Regions from separate parts of the Homo sapiens genome. Here region 2 is linked to region 1. The links are chromatin contacts, found by Hi-C or POLR2A ChIA-PET in ENCODE. All regions are on one chromosome and are shown on one strand. Each heading gives the region's core, a stretch centred on a gene start or an enhancer-like site at or near the end of the contact. The rest is flanking DNA. Distances are from core to core; before and after follow the strand shown. Region 1 overlaps NR6A1 (nuclear receptor subfamily 6 group A member 1). Region 2 overlaps NR6A1 (nuclear receptor subfamily 6 group A member 1).

Region 1 (6,594 bases), core at 2,769-5,268:
AAACAGCATAACCTTTCTGTGCTTCTGTTTCCAAATAACCCCTGTCTGCCCTGCTCCCCGAGTTTTTTCCTCGGCCGTCGTGTTTACCGTGTAGCTGTAAAACTCAAGAGAACAAGGACCGACTTGATACAAGGGAAGTTAGAGAATAGAAGTCATTGTTGCTTAAAACAGGAGAAATAATTGATTTATGTTTGGGGGCCAGTTAGGCTATAAAACAGGAACAGTAAAGGGACCTGTGACTTCAGGACTTGCTCTGATTTCTGTCCCATAGACAAGGGGCTTCCCAATAAAGGCTGTCAGCTTTCTAGGCTAAATTATTAATTCCTTTCATGCCTCTCAGGGATTGTAAACAGCACATAATAAAGGGAAACAGTTGATAGTGTTCGGTTACTGGCCAGATAGAGGGTCAAAGGGTAAATAGTTGGATTAGCAACAGCTGTTCTTCCTCGCCAAACTTTTTGTCTCTTATTATCTATTTCAGAAATACTGTTCCTGAATTTTTGGCTTACATATAATGAAGTCCATTTCTCCTCTTGTAACATAATCCTACAAGTAATTACACTGAGAGTAAACATTGACCAAAATTGAAAGTACTTACTTTAATTCAGTTTCCAAAGTTGAAGATTGAATTTTTTTTTTTTTTTGGTATGTGCTATGTTGTCTGATGTTCAAAGGATATAATCCCAAGGAAAGTACCTGCTTGAAGTTAGACATATTAGAAGCTTTTTAGCTGTGTGGTTTTTTTTTTTCTCTTTTTTTACCAGCTGGTTGAGGATCTTGGTGTAGCTTGATTAAAAGAAAAAAACATTGTTTTTGTTTAAACTGGTAGTAGAATAATGTATGGTTCACTATGGAAAACACTAAAAGAAAATAGAAGCATCTCTAATCCCACCACCTAGAAATAACCATTGCTTCACGTTTGAGAGTATGTCCTTCCAGGTTGTGTCCGAGCTCATCTTTTACATAATTAGGAATCTATACTATATATGCAATTTTTGTATCCTGTTTGTTTTCCCCCACTCTGTATTACATTGGGAACATTGTCCCAAGTCATGAAACGATTTTCACAAATGTTTTTAACGGAAGGATATTTCATTAAATAAGTAAATAGCTTTATCATGATTTATTTAACCATCCTCCTATTGTTGAGCATTTAGATTTTCAGTTTTTTCTGCATCATAAATAATGCCACAGTGAACACGTTTGTGTATAAATTTTTTGTCTGCATTTCGAATGAGTGCTTTAGTTTTTTTATGCAAGCCAAAGCTGCTCTTATAATTAAGAACATAGACTCTGGCTCAAGATTGCTTGGATTCAACTTGGCTTCACTGTAATCTTGGTTAAATTACTTAAACTCTCTGCCTTCCTTTTCTCATCTATGAAATGAGGACAGTAAAATGTATTTTTATTTTATTGGGTTGCTGTGAGGATTAAGTGAATGTAATATATTTAAAGTTTGGAATAGTGCTTGACAAATGGTAAATACTATTAAGTGTATACTGTTCTAGGCTATGTAGTATAATGTTGAAATTCTCAGTCTTTCTGCACTAATGGGCTGTTGAAACTGTTTTATTCAATTAAGCTGGCCTGTGTTTCTTAATGACACAAAGGTGTTGGCAGGTGTAAGTTACTGCTTCAAGTAAATAGTTCAGATGAGATTGGGCGTGTTCAGAGTGTATGACCATAGACTCAATTAAATAGTTCAGTCACAGGAATAGAAGAGCTCATATGCTGCTGACTCTTTTGGTCGGGACTTCTTTACCATCTCAGTGACTGTTAGGGTGTTTTGGTCCTCTTCCCCAGCCAATAGCAGGTAACCTCCCAAATGACCATCTGCCAACACATTTAACCTCTTAGGAGACTGAACATGTTAACCTTCTGCTTATTTAAAACAGATACTCGAATTACACACTTTCTTTTTGGTCAATAGCAAGGTCTTACAGAAAGCATACTGAAGAAAAAGTTTGTAGAATTTAAAATCTGACTATTACCATGGATTCCTGTTTACTCAGACTTTAAAAAATAAAGTATATTCTAATGATCAAGGACCTATATAAATGATATAGCATATATATAATGTGTATAATAAATAGTATGTATTAATATATAGTATATGTCACTATATGTAATATAGTGTGTATGTATATATATTTATATGAGTATTTTAAAAGAGACTTGAAAGTTAAGTGCTGGGTGTGGTGGGTCACACCTGTAATCCTAGCACTTTGGGAGGCCAAGGTGGACAGATTATTTTGAGCCTAGGAGTTTGAGACCAGCCTGGACAACATGATGAAACCCCGACTCTAGGCGTGTACCTGTAGTCCCAGTTACTTGGGAGGCTGAGGTGGGAGGATCACCTGAGGCCCTGGAGGTTGAGGCTGCACTGAACCAAGAGATTGCACCACTGCATTCTAGCCTGGGTGTCGGGAGTGAGACCCTGTCTCAGAAAAAACGTAAATTAAATTTTGGTATATCTTGCCATATTGGTAGATGCCCACCAAGGAGAGTTCTACATGTGTTGGTGGGATGAACAGGCAAGATGAAAAAAACAAGATAAAAAATAGGCAAGATAAAAAGAAAGCCTGGCACCACGAACTTGCTCTGGCTTTGCATTCAACTGTCACGTGACTTGGGATCCCAAAGATATTTTTTTGTGGATTCTTCCAGCTACAAAAGAGAAATGTGTACATCTCAGCTAGCGTACCCTAAAATTCCAGTATTCTGTCACATGTTCTAATGGATTTATTCCTAGTTGTCAAACTATGTGTCACAATTTTTGGTCTCAGAAAGTAGTTTATATAAGCCCAAATGTCTGCAGAGAGTGAACTTAAGACTGAATGTTACAGATGAAGGAAGAAAAGGAAATTACCATTTACTTGTGTATTTGGTATTCCTTGTGTGCCAGGCACTTTGCGTATATTCAGTAAGTGTGAGAAGGATTATAGCATATAAAATGATCTGATTTTAAGTTTGACTTGGTAATACTTAGTTCATTTAACGCACTTATTGTTCTTTTCTCCCTCCCTACTTTGGGTGCCAAGCTGAGACATAGTTCTTGCCCAGAAAGGACTCTGGTTTAATCAGGAAGGCAGACACAAAATATGATGTGGCTTTTACCACATAATAGTAAGGATAGCTAATATTTACTATGCACAGAATGTTTCACATGCATTTTTTATTAAGCATTCATAAGATTTGTTTAAAAAGATACAATCCCCATCTTACAGATGAGAACTATGAGGCCTGAAGAGATTAAATGACTCACCCCAAAGTACCTAGTGAAGTATCTGAGACTTCAGAGCCCCTGCTTTATTAAATAATTAATTTCTATCCTGTCTCTAGCTGTCTTGATTGTGACAGATCTCAAATGCTGATGGTGGAAGACTTTAAGGCAGTGTAATGATTTATAACATATATAATCAGGGTTTTTGTGTAAAAGAATGAAGACTATTTTTGAAGTGTCATCTGGGCCTCTTCTGCGTGTATTAGGGTGGTTTTGGACACAAAGTAGAATGATTCATTGTGGAATAGGTTCCCGAGTTGTCTTCTGTGGCTCAGATTCAGGATTATTCCACTATTTTTCAAGTGAGTTCTTTCCTGAAGCAACTTAAGATAGTTCACAAATCTCCCTTGTTTCCTCCCTTTATGTCCCTTTTTCTCTGCAACACTGTTAGTGATTTTGCTATGTCACATTCATAACAGTTCCGAGTGCCTGCTTCCAAAGCTTCAGTTGATTCTGTGGCATTGCTGCTAGATCAAGCCTTCTGAATGTGGCCTTTTGCTGAGGAGTTCCCTTCTGATAAGGATTGTTTTGATCAGGGTAGGGGTGGTATGAGATCCAGAGCTTAGGGTGAACTCTCATCCCCTTGACCTCTGCCCCTATTTGAGTTTATACTGACTTGGTAGGGACTCCCTATGGAGCCGAGAGTTTAGCACTTGTTTACAGTTGATGAAAAGATAGTTGCATTCAAAGGCGGTTGTTGGGTCCTTGGATAGTCTTGGATGTCTGCCACTATCTCTGGTGGGTGAAGGGATTGCTTGAATATCTAAGTCTGGAGATTTTAATGAATGACTAAGAAGGAATGAGAAGAAATTCTGAGGCTAGTTAGGTTCTGCAGTTGTTCTTTCCATGGGAGCAATATTGCAGTAACATTTTCAGATGAGACAAAGACTTTTAATAAACATTTGTTTTATTTTATTAAAAAAAAGCTGAAAGGGGTTGCTTAAATTCAGTGCTTGATAACAAGGGAATACATGGGAATTCTTCTCTTCCTTTTTTGAACTCTTGCCAAAGAGAAAACCTTCTGTGTTAGGCAAACGTATCAGTAGTGGGGGGATACCCTAGATTAAAGTCACTGTCTTCAAAGTTGTACATAGTTTTACAAATTAACTTTTTTTTTCTAAATATCTCACATATTCTTAGCATGCTGAGGCTATAATAACTCAGTTCTAACTGAGGCCCTTTCTGGGTACTCTTTGGTCAACCGGGACCACTCTTTGCCTCTTTACCTGAAGCTACTTTGTTTTTGTTTTATTTTGGTCCAGTATTTGTCATAGATATGATCTGAAAGAAAAGATAAGCCTCTCTCTTTGAAGAGAGCCGACAGTCATTGTGAACCAAAATTGAATGTGCTTTGTTGGTAAGCATAAGAAAATCAAAACTGCAAAATAAGATTCAAAGTGAAAATACAGTGTTAAAGATCTTTTTCATCTGTTAGTACAAAATTCCATGTCCTAAGTGTAGTCTGCCCTATAGATGTATTTTGTTTGACTTCCAGGATGTTTAAATAAAATCATGTTAGTTGTCAACATTTAAAATGTTCAAGATGGCCGGGCGTGGTGGCTCGCGCCTGTAATCCTAGCACTTTGGGAGGCTGAGGTGGGTGGATCACCTGAGGTCAGGAGTTCGAGACCAGCCTGGCCAACATGGTGAAACCCCATCTCCACTAAAAATACAAAATTACCTGGACGTGGTGGCGCATGCTTGTAATCCCAGCTACTTGGGAGGCTGATGGAGGCAGGAGAATTGCTTGAACCCTGGAGGTGGAGGCCGCAGTGAGCTGAGATTGCGTCATTGCACTCTAGCCTGGGTGACAAGAGCAAAACTGCATTTCAAAAAAACCCAAAAACGTTCAAGAGTTTCAAAAAACTTTGGATTTCTGGCTTTCTTGATAAATTGTAATATCTAACATTGAGCTCAGATTTTTATATGGCATCTCTTGGCTGGAACAGAGTAGTGGCTGCCTTCTTTATATGGATTGGGGACACGGTCTTTTGTCACCCAGGCTGGAGTGCAATGGTGCGATCATGGCTCACTGCAGCCTCGACCTCCTGGGCTCAAGCAGTTCTTCTCACCTCAGTCTCCCGAGTGGCTGGGACTATAGGCGCGCATTACCGCGGTGGGCTAATCTTTGTGTTTTTTTGTAGAGGTGGGGTTTCACCAGGTTGCTCAGGCTGGTTTCCAACTCCTAGACTCAAGCAATCCGCGCACCTCGGCTTCCCAGAGTGCTGAGATTACAGGTGTGAGCCACTGTGCTCAGCCTGCTGCCTTCTTTAAATGAGCGTATACTCTTAGGTTTTCACAGAACCTTGGTGGCCTCCTTTACCCATTTACGTTTCCTGCTAGTCTTCTGTAGGCATTTGAGTTTTCAGCTCCTACATTAAATAATTTTTAGGGATGATGAGAGTGTGGGAAAATGGGAACTCTTAAAAATGTAATCTGATACCTATTAAAACTGATAATGTGCAGGTTAATTTTTCAGACTTGGCAGTTTAAAATTTAAAAATATAAAATTTAAAATTACAGGCCAGGTGAGAGGTAGCTCACTCCTGTCATCCCAGCACTTTGTGGATCCCTTGAGCTCAGGTGTTTGAGACCAGCCTGGGCAACATGGCAAAACCTCATCTCTACAAAATATACAAAAATTAGCTGGGTGTGGCGGCACATGTCTGTAGTCCCAGCTACTTGGGAGGATCACTTGGTCCTGGGAGGTCGAGGCTACAGTGAGTTGTGATCGCACCACTGCACTCCAGCCTGGGCAACAGAGTGAGACCCTGTCTCCACCCTCCCCGCCACAAAAGAAAACTTAGATTGAACAATTCATACGTCTAGGAATTTATCCTAAATACTTGACAGTTATGAAAAATGTATGTTTACAGATGCTTCTTTTAGCATTTATAATAGTAAAAAAAATTGGATAACCAGGCGTGCTGGTGCATGCCTGTCATCCCAGCTACTGGGGATGCTGAGGTGGGAGGATCGCTTGAGCCCAGGAGGTGGAGGCTGCAGTGAGCCAAGATCGCGCCACTGTACTCCAGCCTGGGCAGCAGAACGAGACCCTGTCTTTAAAAAAAAAAAAAAAAAAAAAAAAAAAAGGTAACAATTTAAGTTTAATAGGGGACTCGATAAATGGATTGTGGTTATTCATGCAGTAGGATGCTGTAGACTTAAGGAGAAGGCAAATTTTTAGTCTGGAAGGTGATCCAATTTTAATAGTGGTGTTTTTGGGAAAATGAGATTACAGGGTATCTTTCATTATCTCTGAGTTTTCTGTTTTTAAGAACATCACATTATTAAGAAAAAAGACATGCATT
Region 2 (6,501 bases), core at 3,749-6,248, 37 kb before region 1:
ACTTGTATTTTTCAAAAAGACTTTTCCACTTAATGTCATCCTTGATGAAGCAGTAAAAATGATGATTAAATCTTGACCCTTGAGTACATGTACTTTTGATATTCTGTGTGACAAAATGGAAAAGTACATGCCAAGCACTTCTGGTGCAAACTAAAATGGTTGTTTTAAGACAAAGTGCTTGTGTGATTATGTTGTGATCTGAGCCAGCTACTTTTGTTCATGGAATACTTGAAATAATTAAACTATACTTGATTCAGCCTTGGGCATTTGGCAGACTATTTTTTTCTTAAACGAACAGTGAGTCTGTCATATCAAGGAAAACTGACAGTATTGGTTGCCAGTAAATAAAATTTGAGCTTTCAAGCAACAATTAGTTTTGGAAAACTTGTACTTGCCACTAAGAGCTTGACAGCTTCCCAATGATTAATGTCTTCTGATGAGATGGATGATGAAATAAATATGATTTTCGATGTTATGAAATGTGTCAACATTTTGAAAATCTGAATATCTCAGTAATTCAGTATTTTCCAAAAGATCTATGTGTGATATTACAGGATCCTACACAGCTAAGAGATCTGTTCAAAATGCCAGATTGATCAATGGATTTTAATGTAACGGATTACACATAGTTCATTGATATGGTTTTAAACTCACACTGAACTAACCTTTAAGAAAGTACCACTTAATTGAGTTTTGGTGTAGTATCAAAGAAGACTATCCACAATTACTTTAAAAAGCAAATACTTCTTCCTTTTCCGATTATAAATCTGTGGGGCCAGATTTTCTGCCTGTGCTTCAACAACAACAAAAAATCACAATATACTGAATGGGTAAACAGATAGGAGATCTAGCTGCTAGGATTAAGCCAGATATTAAGGAGATTAGCAAAATGTAAAACAATGCCACTCTTCTAATTTTTATGTTTTATTGGACAATTTTATTTTTCATAAAAATGTTATTTGTACTAACGTGAATTTATTAAATTTAAATGGATTATCAAATATTTTAAATTTTTCATAGGTTTATTTTCCAGTATGATAAATATCAATAGACAAAGCCACATAAATATCAACCCTTTAGGGTCCTTCATAATTTTTAAGAGTGTAAAAGGGATCCTGAAGAACACTCAGGCATAAATATATGAGAACTCCAGGTCTAAATGAACTAACGAAATGTGTAAAGAAGATGGTGACTTCACCAGATACCATTAGTAGTACTTTTTTTACTTTGGAGTTTTCTTACTTCCCTCGATAATTGAGCTACTTTTATTGAAAATGAGTTCATATCATTTTAAGTTTTCTTTGCTTGGGAATACATGAAATGTGTGGTAGTGCACTCTCACTGAGTTCTCTGATAAAGCTTTTGTTACCTGCTACATGAAACCTGTTGCTTAACTGATAATTGTCTTGTGGCAGCAGTTTTTCAAGAGAACCAGTTGCCTCACCAAGGGTAGACTTACATTTGTGGAAATAAATCTGACAACAGAATTTCTTAAGAGTCATTGCTATAGAATAATGAACAATTTATAAGAGATAAAGATCCTATCGTGCTTTTTAAAACTTCCATCAAGAATAGTTTGCTTATTTGCTTTCCTTAGACATGTTTGGCTTCACTGAGTCTTAGAGTTGTGATTTCGGTAATGCAGTTTTGTAAATTGGTTTGCTTTTAACCTGGTTTTCACTGAGATGGTAATAAAGTCTGTATAGGAGAGGCATCTCTTCCTCTGGTCGAAGAATATCCTTTCCTAGTGTGAGTAACATTTTAGTGTAAGTCAATTACTGTGTTGTTAAAGAGTTAGAAATTTACTCCTTAGGGTAGTTACTAGGTAGAACTCATCCTGTAGTGGGCTTGCTGGCTGAAGAAATGTCACATAACAATGTGAATAACAAATAAGGAGTTACCGCATCAGAACTCAAGGTGAAGCTTGGATAGGTGTTGAAAGATCAGTGAGATAATTATTTGGGCTTCCTTCCTAAGAGCTCTAATTATCTTGATATTCTTGGAGTTTCATGTAATGTACCTTTGAAAACATTTTTGTGTTTTGTGGGGATTGCAGCTTAGTTATAAGAAAATACAAGCCTTTCTTTTATTTCTTAATGTTTGGATTTGAAGATTCATGTGAAATCTTCAATTGCATTCTTCAGTTGAGTTAAATTGCTTTAATTACGAAACCTAATAACTGAGACAGATTTGGCTTTTTTCTTCCATATTCTTTCTGTACCCTTGAAGTCTAACCTGTCAGGAGACTTCCTCTCTCTATTCTTGGAATCCTTCCCCCAAGATGCCTTTTTAGCAGGATAATAAACCACCTGGGGGAAGCCCCCCATTGACATGCATTTAGAGGGCTTTGTTTTTTGGAAATGGCAATAGTAGTCCCATCCAGGGAGGAAGGATTTTGGTTAGATGGTGTGAGGCAAAGAGCAGGGACTCTGGAGTGTGGCCTAACAAAGATCACAGCTATGCGACTTTGTCACTTGACTTCTCTGAACTTTAGTGTTCTCATTTAACATTAATAGCTAACATTTACATAGTGTTTATAATCTAAACACCTTATGTATATTTATCGTCTTAACTCTGAGGTAGGTGTTCTGTTATCCCCATCTTACAGGAGAAAACTGAGACCCACAGAGTTTAAACCTCCAGATTTCGCAGCTAGTAACAGCATTAATAATTTGTTTCATAGATTTAACATCCCCTCTTCTCCAATATACTCTGACATTTCTGAAATTGACTGTAGGGTTATAAGGATTAGAGACAAGGTCTGTAAATTGCCAAGCATAGTATCTGCCTAAAAGCAAAAACCTGAGAATCTGGGGCATTTATCTATGTTGGAGAGGCCCAGAATTCAACTTTTATTGATTAGAGAGCCAAAAAGACCCACTCTTAGAATTGCAAGTGACTTTTTTCTTTTCTCTCATGCTGGCTTTTATTTTATTTTTATTTTTATTTATTTATTTTTTTTTAGTTGGAGTCTCACTCTGTCTCCCAGGCTGGAGTGCAGTGGCGAGATCTTGGCTCACTGCAGCCTCCGCCTCCCTGGTTTAAGTGATTCTCCTGCTTCAGCCCCTGGAGCAGCTGGGATTACAGGTGCCCGCCACCATGCCTGACTAATTTTTGTGTTTTTAGTAGAGACGAGATTTCACCATGTTGGCCAGGCTGGTCTCGAACTTGTGATCTCAGGTGATCTGCCTGCCTCGGCATCCCACCTCATGGTGGTTGTTTTTTTTTTTTTTTGAGATGGAGTCTAGCTCTGTCACCCAGGTTGGAGTGCAGTGGTGCGATCTTGGCTCAGTGCAACCTCTACCTCCTGGGTTCAAGCAATTTTTCTGCCTCAGCCTCCTGAGTAGCTGGGATTATAGGTGCCCACCATCGCACCCAGCTAATTTTTGTATTTTTAGTAGAGACAGGGTGTCACTGTGTTGGCCAGGCTGGTCTCGAACTCCTGATCTCATGATCCACCCGCCTTGGCCTCCCAAAGTGCTGGGATTAACAACTGTGAGCCACAGCCCCTGGCCTCATGTTGGTTTTAATAAGCCTTTGGCCAGAAAACAATTTTGCCAAATCAGGGACAATCTTCGGTGAACCCAAGGGGTGCTAAGGAATGAAGGCGTTTTGAGTTACTCAAGGCAGGAGTACAATGTCTTTTATCTGTATCCTAAGCACTGAGAATTGGTGTTCCATGAATATTGAATGAATGAAAGAGGCAAGTCAGGAATATGAGCCTTTTGCTTATCTCAGAGTCCCTTGCTGGTAGTCAGAGTAAGTCTACAAAATATAAGGGAAAGGAATGTGCTTTTCAGCTACTTGAGGAAATTGGGGCCAATATCTAAGTCAAGCAGTGTGTTTAAGCTAAATCCAAGGTTTGATAGGCCCTCCTGGAACTAGAATGTAGTTTCTGTTTGGAAACATGGTTCTCCTGTAATTTAAAGTGACTAGATATCCCAGATTAAGACGAGATGGCCAATAAACTAGTGGCTGTTTGCTTGACTGTATTCGGGAATGCAGTTTAGGAAAAGGTGGCCTTTGTCCCATGTACCTTTTTAAAATTCTGTCTCACAAAAGAAATATAAGAGCTAGGTGTCCAAAATTTATAAAATACAGAAGGTGATTTCCTAATGAAAAGAGAGATAGTGAGAAAGATGTAAAAGAGGATAGGCAGTGTGGGTTAATAGATTATGTTAGCAAAGTAGTTTGAATAGGAAAAGACTTTAGAGAGGAGCCCAAACATTGAGGAGTTATGAGGCCCAGGAGATACTTTATGCCTAGGATCTGATTCTAGCTCTGTCTCAAATGCATGTCTCTGTGGGTCCACCTATAAAAATGGAGGAGCTAAATTAGATAATCCCTGAAAGGATTTTCCAGGTTTATGATGGAATGAATTGGGCAAAACAGGAAGTTGCAATTTAGAAAAGTTCTGCCTAAAGCAAATAGCTGTGGTACTGACTGCCCACATTCTCTGGGATGATTTTGATGTCAGATACTGTTCAATCATCCCTCTGAGAATATTTACATTTACCAAACTGTTTCCCTGTTCTGCTTTAGAACCCTTGGCTGCTTTAAAGTCTGTGAGATCCCATAATTTATCTGTAAATTTCATTCTTTGAGTCTGCCTTATAGAAATGTTTACAGTTACAGTTCTGATGTTATGATAATTTGTAATGTAAATTTGAAATAAATTATGGAGTATTTTTGTTGTTTAAACAAGATCACTTTTTTCATTTATAACCCCTCCATGCCACACTTTCTCTTTTTTGAGTACAGTTTCATTTGCTGAGTCAAACTCATAGTTAATTTTAGAGTTTTTCCTCATTCCTTGTAATGGGATATTTATCTGCAAAACTCATTCAGCATTGAGAAGAGTGCTGTCTTCCTAAGATTAAATGCGCTTCATTTGAGAACGTTGATTCATTAAGGGAAATTGCAAAACAGAAGGGAAACTTCCTTAAATGCTGCTGGTCTGTAAAAAGGGAACCCAGCAGGAAAGGGGAGAGGTGCATGGGGGAGGGGTGAAGTGAAGAGTGTAGCAGGGTAGCTGCAGTTGAAATATTCATCAATCATTTTACTGGCACCAGGAAACCAATCAGCCTTTTAGGGAGAGAACTTAATCAATCACCTAATGTGGGAAAATACAATTGCTTTCCCACAAAAAAATATTCCCTTTCTTGGTGACAGATCGAATCTGAGAGATACTTTGGTTCCCTGGAATTCAGAACTGACTGCAAGCAGTTGCTGAAAGTACTGCTGTGAAGAAGTGCATTTAACATTTGGAGATAAAATTTCCTATCTGCTGCGAGCCTTTTCAAAATATTTCAAAATAAGTTTGCTTTTCGTACAGTGTGCCCATCAAAAAATAAATACTGAGCAAGCCGAAGTGTGTGAAACACTGTAAATTTATTCTCCAAAGCTAGTTTCAGAGCATAGATAAGGACTCCTGGCTGGAGAATACCCGATGTTTCAAATGCCTTGTTTGGAAAGCAGGGTTAAAGCGTTGTCTAAGGAACATACCCTGGGAAACACAGTTGGAAGTGCTTGCATATAAATAAAAGCAGGAAAGATACAGCTGCATCGTATATTTAGGTTTTAAATACTTGTGATTTCTGAGGGTCTGTCTGTGCTTGAATTGCCTGTGGCCCTTAGGTCCTTTGGTTCTTAAGATGTGAGCTGCTTAAGAATCCAGTGTTTTTAAAATTAATGCATGGTTACTGAAGAGAATATGGAAAACGAAGGGAAAATAACCTATAATCCTACCACTAAGCAACTTTCATTAACATTTTCTTCTAGACCTCAAATCCAAGGTTTTTTTTTTTTTTTTGCATTTTTTTAGTCATACAGTATATACTATTACGTTTTCTGCTTTTTGTTTAATTTTAAATGTTTTTTCTCCTGTTATAAACTTCACTCATTGAACATCAAGTTATTTGAAACTTTCGATAGCTGTATGACAGCCCATTGTTTTTCATTGCTGGCCATTTAGATAGGTTTTATTTTTTCAGTGTTATAATAGTACTTCTCACACCATCTTGTGCTTGCTTTTATCTTGGCTTATTTTGGGGGATAATTTTGAGAAGTGTGTGTCTATCTCAATGTACCCTCACCAACAACTACTTTAATTTACACTGAGATACCTTGCATACCAACATCCAGGGCTGCCAGCAGTACTTATTTATTTTAATAAATGCCTGGTGCTTGAGATAGAATTTGAGATACTGTGGGTAGGCTCTTTGCTTTTTATCATTTTGGGGTGAGAGAGAGTCATTCCCCCCCTACCCGCCCTTTTTTTTTCTTTTTGATTCTGGCACTAGAATGTTGCCCTGCACCCTCATCCTAGCATCTCCAGTCTGGTCAGAGCTGTGCTTAAGGACCCTTCTGAGGCTACCTTCGAATTCTTATAGATATGGGTGAATGGGTGGCAGAGACACCCTAGAGCCTTCTCTGGTTGCCTCTAAAAATCTCGGGATGATAAGTTGATGTGCGTGTGTCTTCTAATACAATTATATCATC

The links. Hi-C counts contacts between places; a loop is a spot of excess contacts on that map. ChIA-PET counts read pairs that join two places held with the same protein, here RNA polymerase II (POLR2A). Pooled maps may share reads with other maps.
Region 2: a map of right lobe of liver shows a loop between it and region 1 (3-fold over the local background). The contact joins two enhancer-like sites. A Hi-C loop is called at or near these places in 24 of 168 maps with a recorded cell type or tissue (A673, B cell, Caco-2 and 18 more), 29 of 37 single-sample maps with no recorded cell type and 23 of 50 pooled maps. POLR2A ChIA-PET finds 5 or more read pairs at or near these places in 13 of 52 experiments (AG04450, BJ, GM12878 and 9 more).

The regions. Positions count from the first base shown.
Region 1 is chr9:124,718,585-124,725,178 of GRCh38, reverse strand. The region is part of intron 2 of NR6A1 (nuclear receptor subfamily 6 group A member 1); the gene reads left to right. It overlaps LOC124902269 (a long non-coding RNA gene), which reads left to right. Exons shown (of 2, transcript XR_007061772.1): 1 at 1-6,594. Among named protein-coding and RNA genes, the nearest start is that of MIR181B2, 28 kb to the right of the region's middle. RefSeq lists an enhancer at 3,706-4,215. Within about 2 kb of position 4,018, at least 2 of the 41 ENCODE cell types and tissues checked have a DNase peak (open chromatin) inside an H3K27ac peak, as active enhancers do.
Region 2 is chr9:124,756,773-124,763,273 of GRCh38, reverse strand. The region is part of intron 1 of NR6A1 (nuclear receptor subfamily 6 group A member 1); the gene reads left to right. LOC124900274 (a long non-coding RNA gene) reads left to right here. Exons shown (of 2, transcript XR_007061773.1): 1 at 1-6,501. Among named protein-coding and RNA genes, the nearest start is that of NR6A1, 11 kb to the left of the region's middle. RefSeq lists enhancers at 1,638-2,192, 2,193-2,748. Within about 2 kb of position 4,998, at least 3 of the 41 ENCODE cell types and tissues checked have a DNase peak (open chromatin) inside an H3K27ac peak, as active enhancers do.